Regions from separate parts of the Mus musculus genome. Here region 1 is linked to region 2. Evidence: chromatin loops called from intact Hi-C (ENCODE). Cell type or tissue: gastrocnemius. All regions are shown on one strand.

What was found. Hi-C counts contacts between places; a loop is a spot of excess contacts. Peaks named below come from ENCODE experiments on the same cell type or tissue, not always from the same donor. Only the 100,000 strongest peaks of a DNase experiment are listed, where the experiment ranks them.
Region 1: it touches region 2 in a loop (6-fold over the local background); 11 of 42 quality-filtered maps call a loop at or near these places.

Annotation. Positions count from the first base shown.
Region 1 is chr5:92,549,690-92,557,689 of GRCm38, reverse strand. It overlaps a transcript of Fam47e not described here. Among named protein-coding and RNA genes, the nearest start is that of Fam47e, 18 kb to the left of the region's middle. In gastrocnemius, a CTCF peak has its summit at 3,529 (motif pointing right); DNase peaks (open chromatin) are centred at 2,404, 2,597 and 3,061; H3K27ac peaks cover 1,134 bases.
Region 2 is chr5:92,456,862-92,464,861 of GRCm38, reverse strand. It overlaps Scarb2 (scavenger receptor class B, member 2), which reads left to right. Exons shown (of 12, transcript NM_007644.4): 3 at 2,778-2,925; 4 at 3,920-4,108; 5 at 4,729-4,820. Mir6415 (microRNA 6415) reads right to left here and starts at 6,305; the gene lies at 6,206-6,305. In gastrocnemius, a CTCF peak has its summit at 3,364 (motif pointing left); a DNase peak (open chromatin) is centred at 3,350; H3K27ac peaks cover 492 bases.

The sequences.
Region 1 (8,000 bases), 93 kb before region 2:
AATGATTCAGTCTGCCTAGCTCACTCTCAGTTCTGAGGGGTCAGGTATGTAGGGGGAGGGCTTTCCTTTATCCTACTCTGCTTCTCATTGTTAAAATGTTTAACTCTGTATTTTCTTATTTATTTACTTGTTGTTTGTTTATAGATAGATTCAGCCTCATATAACCTAAGTTAGTGTCAAACCAACCTTGTAGAGGAGACGCTTAAACTACCTCTGACTTCTAGGCCTCTCACCTCCATCTCCTGAGCACTGCACCTATAAACATGACCCAGAATGTCTAGCTTATAGGGTGCTGGCAATTGGGCCCAAAGCTGCATACAAGGTAAGCGCTTTGCAAACTGATCTACACACCCCATCCTCAACCCTTCACATTTTTGTAAGCTCATAAAAAATCTTGCCTAATAACATAAAACTAAAAGATTTTCCCCAAAACATCTATTGTTTCTCACAGACAACAGTATATAATATATTGACATTTACCCTAGAGAAATGGAAATATATGTTCTTGCAAAAAAAAAATGTACATAAAGGTTCATGGCAACTTTGTATGTTATAGTTAAATAATGAAAATACCCAGGATACCTTCAAGCAAATAAAGAAAGAAACTATAATGTATACACACACCACAGGAACACTCCTTAGCAACAAAATGAACCAATGACGACCCATACATCCTGCATGGACCTCACAGGCTCACGTGGACCTGTGCTGTTCCAGTTTGCTTGGATTATTTATTTCTATTCTTACTTATGTATTTATCACATTCCCTGGACCTGGAGTTACAGGCACTTGTGGGCTGCCTATCACAGGTTCTGGGAATCCAACTCCAGTCCTCAGAAAAGCATTGAGCTCTCTCTCTCTTTTTTTTTTTTTAATTTATTTATTTGATGTGTATCAGCACACTGTCACTGTCTTCAGACACAACAGAAGAGGGCATCAGATCCCATTACAGATGGTTGTGAGCCACCATGTGGTTGCTTGGAGTTGAACTCAGGATCTCTGGAGGAGCAGTCAGTGCTCTTAACCACTGAGCCATCTCTACAGCCTGCATTGAGCCCTCTTAATTGCTGAGCCATCTCTCTAGCCCTAGAGAATAGACTTAAAATGCTTAAAATTACAGAACTAGAGAACAGATGTGTGGTTGTTGGGGGAAGAAAGACTTACAATGAAGGCCCCACAAAGCAGTTCCTCTGTGGTTGTGGAGCGTAAAATGCCCCCAAAGGTTCTTGTGTTTAAACACTGGTCCTTTTGAAGTTATAAAACGTTTAGAATGTGAGGCCTTGCTAGCCTGTGGGATAATAACGGTCTGGCCCTGGTTCCCATTCATTTGTGCTGCTGATCTCCTAAGATATGAGCAAGCCATGCCAAAAGTGCTCATCTCTGTGGATGGAGCTGCCTGGGAGGCCTACCTTTCCCACCAGCATGGACCAATACCTCCCTAAATTTTGAGCCAGAACCAGTACTTGTTTCTTGACAGTATTCTTCCATAGCAATGAGAAAGGTAACTGATACTGTGGTCATAAAGCAGTTGGTATCTTACAAAAAAATTTACAGAAGTGAGAGCTAATGAAACACAGAGGTTTTATTTAACCACTATATTGCCACAAAGCTGCAGTCCTGGTTTGGTGGTGGGGTATAGATGTGTAAGATGTGTTTGCCATTGGAAACAGCTCCAGAAGGCTATATGGGATCTTGGACATTTGCGCTCTCTCCTGAGTCTACAATTCTTTCAAAGCAAATTATTTCAAATGGGGAGGCATTTGCAAAGATTTCCAAAGTGTTCATAATTGCTCACTCATATAAAGAGCACTCTGAGTTCTGTGTATTGCTAGCCCCAGGGGTCCTCGCGAACCTACAAAGCTGACTCATTGACTAGATCCCACTCCACAGTATGAAAACAAGACCACAGGGAGCTGGGTGTACTGGTAGACCTCTAATCCTTGGGTTCTGGAGGCTGATGGAGGAGGACCACCAGCTTACATACTGAGTCTTTCTGATTCTAGGCTTGCTGCCTTGCTTATCACCACCCTGAAGAGAAATACCTCTTCACCAACTAAAAACGCACTCTCAAGGATTCAGCAAAGGGAAAATAGAAGCCTTTTTCTTTCCTGCCTCACTAACCCTTCAAAGTAGCAGCCTGCCTTCCCAGGAGGCTAGCTCCTGCTAAGGGTTATGCTTGATTAGAGCTTCCAACTGGAGGGCTAAAGACTCCAGGTGTCATAGATGCCGTAAGCTGAACACAGGGAACTAGGGGTCCCAGAGTTTCTGATGGAAGAGTTGGCTACCCCAGGAAGGTTGTGTCTGTGTTGAAGTCAGGCACTCAGAGTGGTAGGCTAGGACAGCCTCTCCCCCTGGGCGGTTCGTGGCAAAACCCCAACAAACTGGAAAGGCTGTGTTGCTCCAGATTGGTCCTTTTACTCTATTACAATAGTGAGGGGACAGGGGACACGGAGAAAGACAACTCCTAGCAGCGAGGTCTACCTCCGCCCCAGCCCAGGGGACCCAGGTTCCCTGCTAGTAGCTGCAAGAGCACAGTGCTTACCACCCGCAGTTCTGGCGCTCCCTCAGCAGTCTAGGAGCCAGGGTCGTGGGCTGGAGCCGCTGCCCACACTCCGCCATGGCACTGCCCAGTCTTGTGTGGCAAGTTTCTCCCACGGCTTCCCAAGTTGCTAGGAGACCAGCACAGCCCCGAGTTGCCCGGACCTGCCCAATTTGGCGCGCAGCAACAGTACCCCAACACTACCCAGACTAGACTGACAATCTATAGCTGGAGGTATAAAACTGGCCTGGGAGAGAAGGATCCAGGCCTCGATTTAGTCAGATTTTTATCCTGGTGGAAAATACTAGAAAAAGGATCCGGGAAATGTACTAGAGGCTGAAAGAGGATTTTTTGTTGTTGTTCGTTTTAAAAACAAATGTTAACTGCAGAGAAGCAACCAAGCAGAAGAGGGGTGGGGTGGGGGGCGACCAGGAAGCAAGGAGGACAGGGCAGGGGCTAGCAGGAAGAGGATTTGGCAGTTCCACTCTCCTATTTAGTCACTGATTGGTAGCCAGCCAGCCAGGGTCCCTTCTGGCTCTTGTGTTATTAAATTTGTCAACTTCATGCCACTTTGGCCTGCTAGCCTGGAGGCAAGGCGGCTGTAAACATTAGTTACTGGAGAATGTGTTTGTTGGAGATTTGCTTGCTACTTCTGAGAGTCCTGGTTTTCATGCAAATTATTCCTTCCAAAAGTTGCCCACTGAAGGCTCTTTTGTAGGTTAACTGCACACGAAAATTAGCTAAGTAAGAAGACACAAATTCTCCCTTAATGAACACTTCCTAAGACCCAGATTAAGGGAGAAGGTAACTCTAGAAGGGTTACCAGGAATGCTGACCACAACAAAAAGCTAGACACAAGTCACTTTAAACCACACACATAAGCACTGATCATTTATGCTATTTTTCAGAGCTGCTGAGTGGCTATTCTTATTTATTTTAATTTTTTTGTGTGCGTGTCTATGTTTGCCTGTATCCATATGTATATTCCCAGAGAGGCCAGAAGGGGGCGCCAGATCCCCTAGAACTTGAATTATGTGTGGTTGTGAGCAGTCTGACATGGGTGCTTGGAACTGAATTCCTGTTCTTCACAACAGCAAGTGCTCGTTTAACTTCTGAGAGGTTGGCTATTCTTTGGTCTTCTTACCATGAGTTAAAGCAACATGTGGCCCTCACCATGCAGCTACCTACTGAACCAAGGACCAAACAAAGTAAAGCACTATTCTTTATAAGTTACCCAGTCTCAGGTATTCTGTTGTAACAGAAAGGAACTGACTAAATGGTGTTTTTGTTGTTGATGTTTAAGATTTATTTATTTTAAATATGTTGCTTTCTTCAGACACCAGAAGAGGGCATCTGATCCCATTACAGATGGTTGTAAGCTACCTTGTGGTTGCTGGAAACAATGCTCTTAAATGCTGAGTCATCTCTCCAGCCCTAAATGGTGTTCTTAATACCATGTCCTGGGTGTTAGGATTAAGATTTCAACATATTAAAAGGGCAAGGCAGGGCTGGAGAGATGGCTCAGTGGGCAAGAACACTGACTGCTCTTCCAAAGGTCCTGAGTTCAAATCCCAGAAACCACAGGATGGGTCATAACCACCCTTTAATGAGATCTGACGCTATGCCCTCTTCTAGTGCGTCTGAAGACAGCTACAGTATACTTATGTATAATAATAAATAAATCTAAAAAGGGGGGGCAAGGCATAAATATTCAGGCCACAGTGCCTGGGAACTTTCAAGGAATTCTATAAAAGCTGGTTAAATTTGGGTTGGGTTTCTAAGACTTAAGGAGAACCAGGACAGACAGACATAAGTAAAAGTAAGCCTGGGTCACACACACTTGTACTGTTGTTCTTTAAACCATCTCAGCCTTCACTGAAGAAGGCTCTTGGCTCTTCATATATTGCCTTCATGATATAAGCATGGTAGGAAGAAGTCCCAAACACAGTCAAAGCAAAGCAAAGCAAAGCAAAACAAAACAAAACCAACAACAACCAAAACCTTTTCTATGGCTACAGGCCCTGTCTTAAAATAAAACCAAGTAAATAAATACATTTCTTTTAACAATTATAAGATCATTTTAACCTGAATAGATAATGACACAGGTTTCTGTTGGTTCAGGGTAAGTAATTCAATCTCTCCAAACTACTTCAGTTTCAGCCATGGTTGTCCAAGTCTTGTTTTGGAGCCTTGCTGAGGCACAAAGGCATGGCAAGCAAGCTGCTCACCTCCTGGCAGCAAGGGTGCAGACACTAGCAAAACTGAGCCAGGGAGACACTCACGGTGACCTGGTCCCTTTGACAGGTTCATTCTACTAGGAACTCATTAATGGAGTAATCCTTCGATTACATCAGAGCCTCCTGCCCACTCACCTCTCAAGACTGTCATTATCTGGGGACTAAGTCTTCTACAGAAGAGTCTTAGAGGGCAGAGGAGGTCATTTATACCAATCACAGCACCTTTGGACCTGGGAAGGGGGAAAATGAAATCTGTACCTTTCCTCTAGCCTAGAGCCCACATGGCATCTGACCATCTTCCCTGAGCCTCTCTGGAATGGTTACCTGTAAGTCTCCTGTATTGACCCAAATCTGCTCAGTTAACTTAAATATTGTTGCTTGGGTACACCTTTAGTAGCACTTGTGTCCCACAGTGGAGTGCTTGTCCAGTATCTGACAGCTGGGTTTAATCCCCAGCAAAAGAAGTGAAGGAGGAAAGGAAGGGGGAAGGAAGGATGGGCATGGGAGGCCTCCAGTTGTTTGGTGAAATATGCTCTCCTGCTCAGAGGAGAAGGGAGGGGGTGAGGGTGGGAGAAGGATTGTGGGAGGGGGTGACCGGGAGGGGGGCAGCGAGCAGGATGTAAAGTGAATAAGTAAAAAATTAAATTAAATTAAAGAGAGAAAGAGAGAGAAAGGAAGGAAGGAAGAGAGAGGAAGAGAGAAAGAGAGAAAGAGAGAGAGGAAGGAAGGAAGAAAGACGCTCTCAGCCTCAATGAAGAATGTTCCAGAATCTTCAGGATTGGCAAGTGCCTCAACTACCTTGCAAGCTACCTTGAACTGGTCCACACATATTACTGTGTGTTCTACCTAGCATTAGGTGGGACCCCATGAGAAAAGAACAAAGAAAGTACCTATACCCAAATAAATATCTTCCTCTGTTTGGATTCAAACTAGGGATCAATTCAAAAGATGCAATAATTTTAAATAAGCATGGTGCTTTAAAAAGTTAAATATAGTTATGGCATGCCCTGACAATTCTACTCCTTTATATACAAGCAAAGAATAAAAAATAAAAGCAATGCATTGAAGATAGCTAAAAGGTAAGAACAAATCAAAGCCCATATGCAGGAATCCACATCTAGTGGAATTGAAGAATAAAAATTTTTACTGAACTCTTCTTCACCCCAGAGCCCGACCCCTCCCATCTAGAGATTGTTCCCGGAACACTCCTGAACTCTTCACCCCAGAATGCATTCCTGAACTCCTCACCCTAGAGTTCGAACCCTCCCAACTAAAAACTGTTCCAAGAACATTTTTGAGATAAGGGCCTCCTGGAACAACCTCAAAATGAACCGGGTACATTGCCAAATGATAGGACATGACCCCTTAGTTACGTAGATTCCCTTGGCAGAACCCCTTGTCCCTTGGCAGAACCCCCTAGTGATGTAAACTTGTACTTTCCCTGCCCAGCTCTCCCCCCCTTGAGTTTTACTATATAAGCCTGTGAAAAATTTGGCTGGTCGTCGATTCTCCTCTACACCACTAGGTGCATGAGTTTCGACCCCAGAGCTCTGGTCTATGTTCCATGTGCTTTCTTGCTGTTGTTCTATTAAATCTTGCCTTCTACATTTTGAGTATGGTCTCAGTGTCTTCTTGGGTCCGCGGCTGTCCCGGGGCTTGAGTACTTGAGTGAGGGTCTCCCTTCGGAGGTCTTTCATTTTGGTGCATTGGCCGGGAATCAGCGCGACCACCCAGAGGTCCTAGACCCACTTAGAGGTAAGATTCTTTGTTCTGTTTTGGTCTGATGTCTGTGTTCTGTTTCTAAGTTTGGTGCGATCGCAGTTTCGGTTTTGCGGACGCTCAGTGAGACCGCGCTCCGAGAGGGAACGCGGGGTGGATAAGGATAGACGTGTCCAGGTGTCCACCGTCCGTTCACCCTGGGAGACGTCCCAGGAGGAACAGGGGAGGACCAGGGACGCCTGGTGGACCCCTTTGGAGGCCAAGAGACCATTTGGGGTTGCGAGATCGTGGGTTTGAATCCCACCTCGTGCCCAGTTGCGAGATCGTGGGTTCGAGTCCCACCTCGCGTTTTGTTGCGAGATCGTGGGTTTGAGTCCCACCTCGCGCCTTGTTGCGAGACCGTGGGTTCGAGTCCCACCTCACGTTTGGTCATGGGATCGTGGGTTCGAGTCCCACCTCGTGCAGAGGGTCTCAATCGACCGGCCTTAGAAAGGCCATCTGATTCTTTGAGTTGCTTGTGGTCGACGCAGAGTCGCCGCCGTTTCTGGTTTCTTTTTTGTCTTAGTCTCGTGTCCGCTCTTGTTGTGTCTACTGTTTTTCTAGAAATGGGACAATCTGTGTCCACTCCCCTTTCTCTGACTCTGGAGCATTGGAAGGAGGTGCGGGTCAGAGCCCACAACCAGTCGGTGGAGGTCAGAAAGGGTCCGTGGCAGACCTTTTGCGCCTCCGAGTGGCCAACGTTTGGAGTGGGCTGGCCACCTGAGGGTACTTTTGACTTGTCACTAATCGCCGCCGTCAGGCGAATTGTTTTTCAGGAGGAAGGGGGTCACCCTGATCAGATCCCCTACATTGTGACCTGGCAGAATCTCATCCAATTCCCACCTCCATGGGCCAAGCCTTGGACCCCAAACTCTTCGAAGCTGACGGTAGCGGTTGCCCAGTCTGATGCAGCCGGAAAGTCCGGCCCATCAGCACCCCCCAAGATCTATCCAGAGATTGACGACCTCCTCTGGATGGACTCCCAACCTCCCCCTTACCCCTTGCCCCAACAGCCACCTGCAGCTGCCCCACCACAGGGACCAATAGCGAGAGGGGCTCAGGGACCGGCGGGGGGGACTCGGAGTCGCCGAGGCCGAAGCCCCGGGGAGGAAGGGGGGCCAGACTCAACAGTTGCCTTGCCACTCAGAGCACATGTAGGAGGGCCAGCACCAGGACCTAATGATCTCATTCCTTTACAGTACTGGCCTTTTTCCTCTTCTGATTTATATAATTGGAAAACTAACCACCCTCCCTTCTCAGAGAACCCCTCTGGACTTACTGGGCTCCTTGAGTCACTTATGTTCTCCCATCAACCCACTTGGGATGATTGTCAGCAGCTTTTGCAGGTTCTTTTTACCACAGAAGAAAGAGAAAGAATCCTGATGGAGGCGAGAAAAAATGTTCTGGGAGAGGACGGCACACCCACTGCCCTCCCTAACCTCGTTGACGAGGCTTTTCCCTTGAAC
Region 2 (8,000 bases):
GCCAGGCAGTGGGACAAATCTGGAATCCCAGTACTTAGAAGGCTGAGGCAAGATTGCTGGTTCAAGGACAGCCTGGCTTAGGTAGTGAGCCCCTGCCTCAAAGCAGAAAAACCAAACCTAAAAAATAAGCTAAAGATCTAAGTCAAAGGAGTGTGTACTTCATCAGATCCCATGAGCTGCACCAGGAGGATGCTGGACCTCAAGGGGGTCCAGATTAAGAAGTCATAGGAACTGCTACACTCAGGCCCCCAGAACCCCAGGTAGTGGCCCAGGACAGAGAGGAAAGGAAATCGGGCTGCCACCAGAAGAAAGGGGCCCGAAATCAAGTGACAACACAAGTCACTGAAAACCTCTGAGGGTCAAACTGTTTGAACACAGCCACCTGTACCTGATACATTGTATATTCCTAGAAGACCTGCAGGTTTTTTTCTCATAATTATTTAAATCTGGCCTGTATTACAGGCATTCATTGGTTATACCCCACTGACGTTGTTAGTCACCTTTTAGGAAGTCTGACCTACAGGAAGCTGTGCACAGGTCAGATATTCATGGGTACTGTTATACACAGTATAACAGCTCGGTGCCTAGACCTATAGAACATTCAAAGACTTCTCTGTTCTCTCATGTGCCTGTTTATCACATGTGCCTTTGTTGATTATTATTTATTTATTTATTTATTTATTTATATAATTTTGTTTTTTTGAGACAGGGTTTCTCTGTGTAGCCCTGGCAGTTCTGGAACTCACTCTGTAGACCAGGCTGGCCTCAAACTCAGAAATCCACCTGCCTCTGCCTCCCAAGTGCTGGGATTAAAGGCGTTCGCCACCACTGCCTGGCTTTATTTTCTATTCTTATTGTAAATCTACAAAGTATGAGACACAGGGGGCTCACAGCTGTAATCCCTGTAATCCGAGTTCTCAGAAGGCAGAGGCAGGAGAGTCACTGAAAGTTTGAGGACAGTCTGGTCTATATAGTGAGTTCTAGGCCAGCCAGAACCACCTAGGAGGACCCTGTTTAAAAACAAAGACAAGAAAGAAAAAAACAAAACAAAACAAAAATTAAAAAAAAAAAAAGAAATAAAAACAAAGACAAAACCAATCCCAAACTAGAGAGAATTTAAGAGGAGTTAAGACAAGGTATTCAGGCTTCTGCCCCTGGCTTGTTTGTCATCTTACCGGAGGCTGCATGGCAATTCCTTCACAGTCTAAAGGATGTCACTCAGAAGTTTATAACTGAGTGCCTAAAGCAAGTACAGTTAGCAAACTTCACAGATGGGCGGCTGGACAAAACAAAATAAAACAAAACAAAAACAATAAAACCCCAGAATCCCCAGATCAAAGGGCCTATGGGGGGAGTGGTCGTGGCCCAGCTGCCTGGGGCCTTCTAACCTGTTTGCGTCAACAGACTCTTAGACAACATTTTGTTAACTACATATCTAATGAAAGATTTTCTAGATAGCTGTAACGGTCCATGCCTGATATCTTAGCACTTGGGAGGCGAAGGCAGGAGCATTGTCCCCAGTTGGGGGCCAGAGTGGGCTACAGAGTCAAATCCTATCTCAAACAAAATAAAAAGCTCCATCAAATTAGAGTATTATTTTATCTCGATGACTGAGTGTTTTGATACATCTTGCATTTCACACCTTCATTGAGTCTTTGTAGGCCTGTCTACTAAGCCACACCCACCCCCTTCTTTAGACCCAGTCTCACACTGCAGCCTGAAACTCAGCATCAACTCAGTCTCCTACTTCCCTCAGCCTCCCAAGCGCCAGGATCATAGGCCTGAGCCGTCAAACCCACCCAGCCCAAGCACTCTGAGAGATTACAAATCACTGTGTCTCTAAATTGACACAGTAATTTATAGGTTGCAGATGTTTAATGATTTGTTCCTATCTATCACCCCAGATGCTTATCATTTCTTTGTGTCAGGAGCAATGAAAGCACCTTTTCAACTAGCTACTTAGAAAGAATTGTTAGTGTCAACAACTGTTACCTATTATACTCTCCATCCAGCTCTTTCTAAGAGGTTTCTCATTTTAGGGAACTTATTTGAACTAAGCTGAAATATGTATAGAAACAGGAGTGAACTCCAAACTTACTGTGTTGGCCCCAATTCATTTCCTCATCTCTGCACCCCTCTCCCTCTCCCCCTCTCCCCCTCTACTCCCCCTCCCCCTCCCTCTATCCCTCTCCCACCCCAACCCCCCAATTGAGGCTCAAATTTTTAAAAGAAACTTTTAGAGTCAGTCTTGCTACTATGTAGACCAGCCCGCCCTCAGACTTGTCAGTGATCCTCCTGCCTCAGCCACTGGAGTGCTAGGGTTACAAACATGTGCCATTATACCTAGCTGTGGCCTCAAATTTTAAGATAAATTTACAACTGAATTACAGTTGGAATCAGAGGCACCAGTATACAAATTGAAACCAAATCAAACCTGGGAGCTGAATTGAAAACATTTCAGGATCAAGCTATAATTGAGGAAACAGCTCATTTGTCTATTTGCCTGTTTGACTATTATGTCCTCCTGATTCTGGAAGGAAAAAAAAGTGGAAACTATAGATTTTGATGTTTTCCTGGGTCTCGTCCCCTTTCATCATCTTGGCTCTAAGTTGTAGTTTTTTTGTGGCTTAGCATCAGCAGCCTATGTAAATAAGTACTTTATTAGAAATGTTATATTGAAAAAATGTAACAAGTACTGAGTGGAGGGAATGACTTTGTTTGTTAAACTCTTATCTATTTTCAAATAATTTTGTTTGTTTGTTTGTTTGTTTGTTTAGGGAGCTCCGGAACAAGGCAAATATTCAGTTTGGAGAAAATGGAACAACTATATCTGCTGTCACCAATAAGGCATATGTTTTTGAACGAAACCAATCTGTTGGAGATCCTAACGTTGACTTGATTAGAACAATAAATATTCCTCTGTTGGTACGTGTCATTATCAAGGGTTTGTGGAAGGAAACAGCAAGCCTGATACACTTAATAGCTATTATTTTATGATAGTAAAGTAAGAGCTAAATAATTTAAGAGCTATTTTATAATAAAATATAGATATTATGGGGAGGGAGGGAATTCATCTTGCTTAGAATGAGTCTCTGAAATTTAATCCTAGCACCATCAGAAAACAAACACAAAATATAGATATGCACAGAGACTTTGATTTGTGTGTGTGCCCTCCAGGGAACTTTATCATCTACATAAACCTCCTCTGAGGCTTCCACTCTAAAGTGACAGCTGCTTAACACTGATGGAGGACCCAGGACCTTAAAGAGTTCACATCTGAATCTGAACTTTGCCTTGCCTTGCTGCTAAAGGTCCAGCCGCCACTTTGCTCCAGGGGCAATGGAGCCACCTTGTGGCCAAAGGTCCCTGTGTGTCTGTAAGATCTCTGCGACGCTGGCATCATTCAGAGCCTCCTAAAGGGAAGGTTAAATCCACATCTACAATAAGATGTAATACGAGCCTGCCCTGGTGGTTCAGGCCTGTGATACCAGCTACTTTCTATGGCAAAAACGGGAAGATCAAAAAGCCCAGATTGGGCTCCAGAGTGAGTTCAAGGTTAGCCTGGGCAACTTAGTGAGGCCCTGTCTCAAAATTTACAAAAAGGGGCCTGGAGCTTAGGATAGAGATCAGTAGTAGAGTATTTGTCTATTATGTGCAAGACCACAAAGTCTAAGCAGACAGACAGACAGACAGACAGACAGACACACACACACACACACACACACACACACACACAGAGTAATAGGAGAAAGTGCAGTAGCTGAACTCTTACTCCATATAAAGACAGGAAGGTCACTGGTTGGATTTTCTGTTTAGTCTCAAACATTTACATCTCAGTTTCTGGCCCTTCTGTTAAGGGACAGAAAGAGAGCCAATGGGTGTTCTTAGGGACACTGGTTAACCTGCCTCTGCTCTGCAGACTGTCGTGGATCTGGCCCAGCTGACCCTGCTCAGGGAGCTTATCGAAGCCATGCTGAAAGCCTATCAGCAGAAGTTGTTTGTGATTCACACCGTGCACGAACTGCTCTGGGGCTACAAAGATGAGATCTTGTCCCTCGTCCATATTTTCAAACCTGACGTCTCCCCGAATTTCGGCCTGTTCTATGAGGTAAGTTTCCTTCCTAGAACATGTCTCCAGCACACAGCGGGGAAGAAGAGGGCACACAAGCCAGAATGCATCTTAAGTCTGCCTCTCTTCCAGGCGAAGACCAAAATTGCCTGGAGTTCTAAATATTTTTACAAAGCCTGTAGAAAAATAAGACCGTGGCTTTGGAGGGGGAGGGAATGAAACTGTCGTAAATTGAATAGTGGGTGACAGATAAAACTAACCTCGGGAGTGGAGCGCTGAGGTGGGGTGAGGCAGTATGCTCACATCCTGCCTATACCTGACCAAGGTCTCGCTCTCAGGGTATGACATTATAGCAGTTCACTTCCTCTCTGGGAGAGGGCAAGCCTTAAGGGTTTACAAAACTTAGTGGTTGTCCAGACACAATTATAAACAAGTTTCAAATATTACTTCTGTGAGAGAATGGGTCCTGAAAGTTGAGTCTCTCGCCAACGTCGTTTGATTCTGGAAGAGCATCCTGAGTGCACAGTCCCTAGAATGTCCTGGCTCATGGGGCTCGGCTCTCGAAGGTTAAAGTATCACAGCATGTCAGACACATTTGGGTATTTTAATGCTTCTATTTGATCATTTTTTTTTGAATCGCGATGCTCACTTCTTTCCAGAGAAATGGAACGAATGACGGGGAGTACGTGTTTCTGACTGGAGAGGACAATTACCTTAACTTTTCAAAAATCGTGGAGTGGAATGGAAAAACGTAAGTCCAGTAAGGGTTCCTGGTGTAAGGGTTTTCAAGTTTATAGTTAAACAAAATAAGCCTTTTTTTTTTCTTCCTAATTTGATACTGGGGCTGTTGCTTACTGGCAGAGCGCCTGCCTACCATACAGACAGCTCTAGATTTGATTCCAGCAATGGAAAATAAGTTGACATTTGTCTTTTGAATAAAAAAGTCAGTATTCTTAAAATTATTACTTTACCAATTAAAGTGAGGGTAAAAAACCTTTGAGAATAAGTAGTAAAGATTTGTATGCCTACCATGGCCACGAGTGAATTAGAGCCACGGAGTAGCCTCGCTGGTTTTCCTTGGTCGAATGATGTGCAGCAGCCGAAGTTCAAACACTGTCAAACCAGTATTTGATTGGAGGGAGGGAGAGAGGGCCCACCTGGCTTTTCACTTCATGGGTGTGGCTTGTTCATGTTATTCTTTATAAAGATGAAATTCATTTGCGTTCAGTATTATAATATTTCAAATTGAAGACTTTTATCACCTAATTTTTGTCTTATACACAAAACACTTCTAGCCTTTTAATAATAATAAGATGGCTTAGTCTTTTATATTCATAGTGAATTATGGGTAAATGTGTGATATATTATTTAACATGTTTGAACTTATTTTTAGATGCTTTTCTAGGCTTAGGTTTTTATTGTACATGCTTTTCATTTTTCCTTCAGTAATTTTACCTGTTTCTTCATACTCACATCCTTGCACCTTGATTTACTTTTGAGACAATGTCTCACTATGTATCCCTCCCCTCCCCTCCCCTCCCCTCCTCTCTTCTCTTCTCTTCTCTTCTCTTCTCTTCTCTTCTCTTTTTTCTTCCCTCCCTCCCTCCCTCTCTCTCTCTCTCTCTCTCTCTCTCTCTTTCTTTCTTTCTTTCTTTCTTTCTTTCTTTCCTTCCTTTGGTAGCTCTGGTCTTTAAACTCAGTCCTTGTGTGTGCTAACGCCTCAACCTCTGAGGCATATCCACAGCCCCTTTGGTTTGTTTTGGGTTGAGTCAAGCTCTCGCTTTGGATCCCAGTCTGGCCAGGAGCTCTGGCTCTCTCTGCCTGGCCCCACAGACGCTGGAATTGCAGCTTTGAGCCAGCACAGTGGCCGTCCTTTGCCCTTTAGCCTTTGCCTTCCTTTGATCTGCTGCGTCCAGATTTGGATTCACATCACAATTCTGTTTGGCCCTGGGGTGCACTTCTAACCTAAGGCTTCCAGTCTGAGATCTGGGAAAACTGTCAGCAACTATCTATTCACTTTACTGGCATTTACCTGAGTCTGGCTACAGGTGGTTGGGGTTTAGGCCAAGTGATTCCAGGTTCTTGGTATCTTATTCAAAGCACTGAAATAAGCACCTGGAGATTTGCACGATAGCATGGAGACTCTTCAAAGTGTAATGGCAGTGCGGATCAGCAGAGTGAAAATGGTGTTCTCGAGACCCAGCAGGCCATATGCATGGGGCCCTCAAAAGCTCCGATTATTGTCTGGGACTTTCTCTTTTAATGTTCAAGGGAGACGTATGATTGCTAAGGGTCATAGTGTATGTGGTTTGTTTGTTTTTATCTTTTTTTTTAATATTTTATTTAATTTAAGTATGTGAGTACACTGTCATGTCTTCAGTCACACCAGAAGAGGCCATCAGATCCCATTTCAGATGGTTGTGAGCCACCATGTGGTTCCTGGGATTTGAACTTAGGACCTCTGGAAGAGCAGCCAGTGCTCTTAACCACTGAGCCATCTCTCCAGGCCCCTTGTTCTTGTTTTTGTTTTTGTTTTTATCTTGATTGACAGATTGATAAATGGCGTTTCTTCTCTCATGTCCCATCCAGAATGAATATGATTGTAATGATGTGCAAGGCCAACTCTTAGGTATAAGATAGTGCAGCCTGATGCAAGGGAGAGGTCCTAGGTTGCACACAGGTGGCCTGGTGCATTGAATGGAGAAGAGTTGGGTGTGGTCACGCCAAGTCCAGTTTGCTAAGCACGTGCACAAGCTTGCCTGCCTCAGTCTCATCTCCCTGCCTCCTAGCCCCCGAGTTCCTCTAAACATTTATTGGAGCCTCTTCGTCTAGTCTGTGTCTTAATTAATTTTTCATTTTTTGATCTTGTATTTATGTAAATTCCATACAACTATCTTCTAATTCATGAGTTTTCTCTTCAGCTATGATGTCTGCAGTTTTATTCCTGTTAATTTTTCCCCAAAAAACATTTTTTTACATCCAAGTTTTCTGTTTTTCTAATTGTCTTAATTTTCATCTTTTTCTTTCTTTTAATACCATACCACGTACCTTCAGTTTTGTTTTTGGTTTTGTAAAATGGTATGGGAGATAAAACTCAACCTCATGCATGCCAACCAAGGGTATACACTAAGCTTCCTTATCAGGCTCCATTACTATGTAAAAAAAGGGCTTATTTGTTTTATTTTGACTATCTTATCTTTGCATGTGTGCCTGTGTACTACACGTGGTTCTGATGGCCCATGAGAACAGAAGGAATTAGATTCTCTGGAATTGGAGGTACAGAGGGTTGTGAGCCAACATGTGGATGCTGGGACCCTAACCCAGACTCTGTGCAAGAGCATCAAGTGTTCCTAACCTCTGAGCCACCTCTCTAGACTGGCTTCCATCTCTCTTTGGCCTGGTCTCCACCTCTGGCCTGGCCTCCGTCTCCCTGACCTGCCGTCCGTCTCCCTGGCTTGGTCTCTGTCACTCTTGGCCTGGCCTCCATTATTTTTAAGAATGTTACTGTTTTACTTTGCAATACTAAACACACACATTTATGGCATTAGCCTGTTCTGTTCTTCTAGTTTCTTCTAAAGTGAATTAACTTCCTTGATGACTTTATTTTCTGTATTGTACTATAGGCTTCAATTAAAAAATGATTTTCACAAGCTAGGGGTGTGTGTGTGTGTGTGTGTGTGAGAGAGAGTGTATGTGGTCTGTCTGCTTGCCTGTCTGTCTCTCTCCCCATCCCTCTCAATGTCCCAGCCAGCCTCCACCTAGTTCAAAACCTGAGCCCAGAGTGGGCCTCCCACCATGCCATCAGGGGGCATCCACACACAGTATGGCTCAAGCTCCACTGTGAGGCTATTTCTGAGTCGCCAGCTTTGGACAACACTAAAATACACACCACGGGTAGAAGCTGCTTTCTTTGGCCTCTTTGGATGAGCAG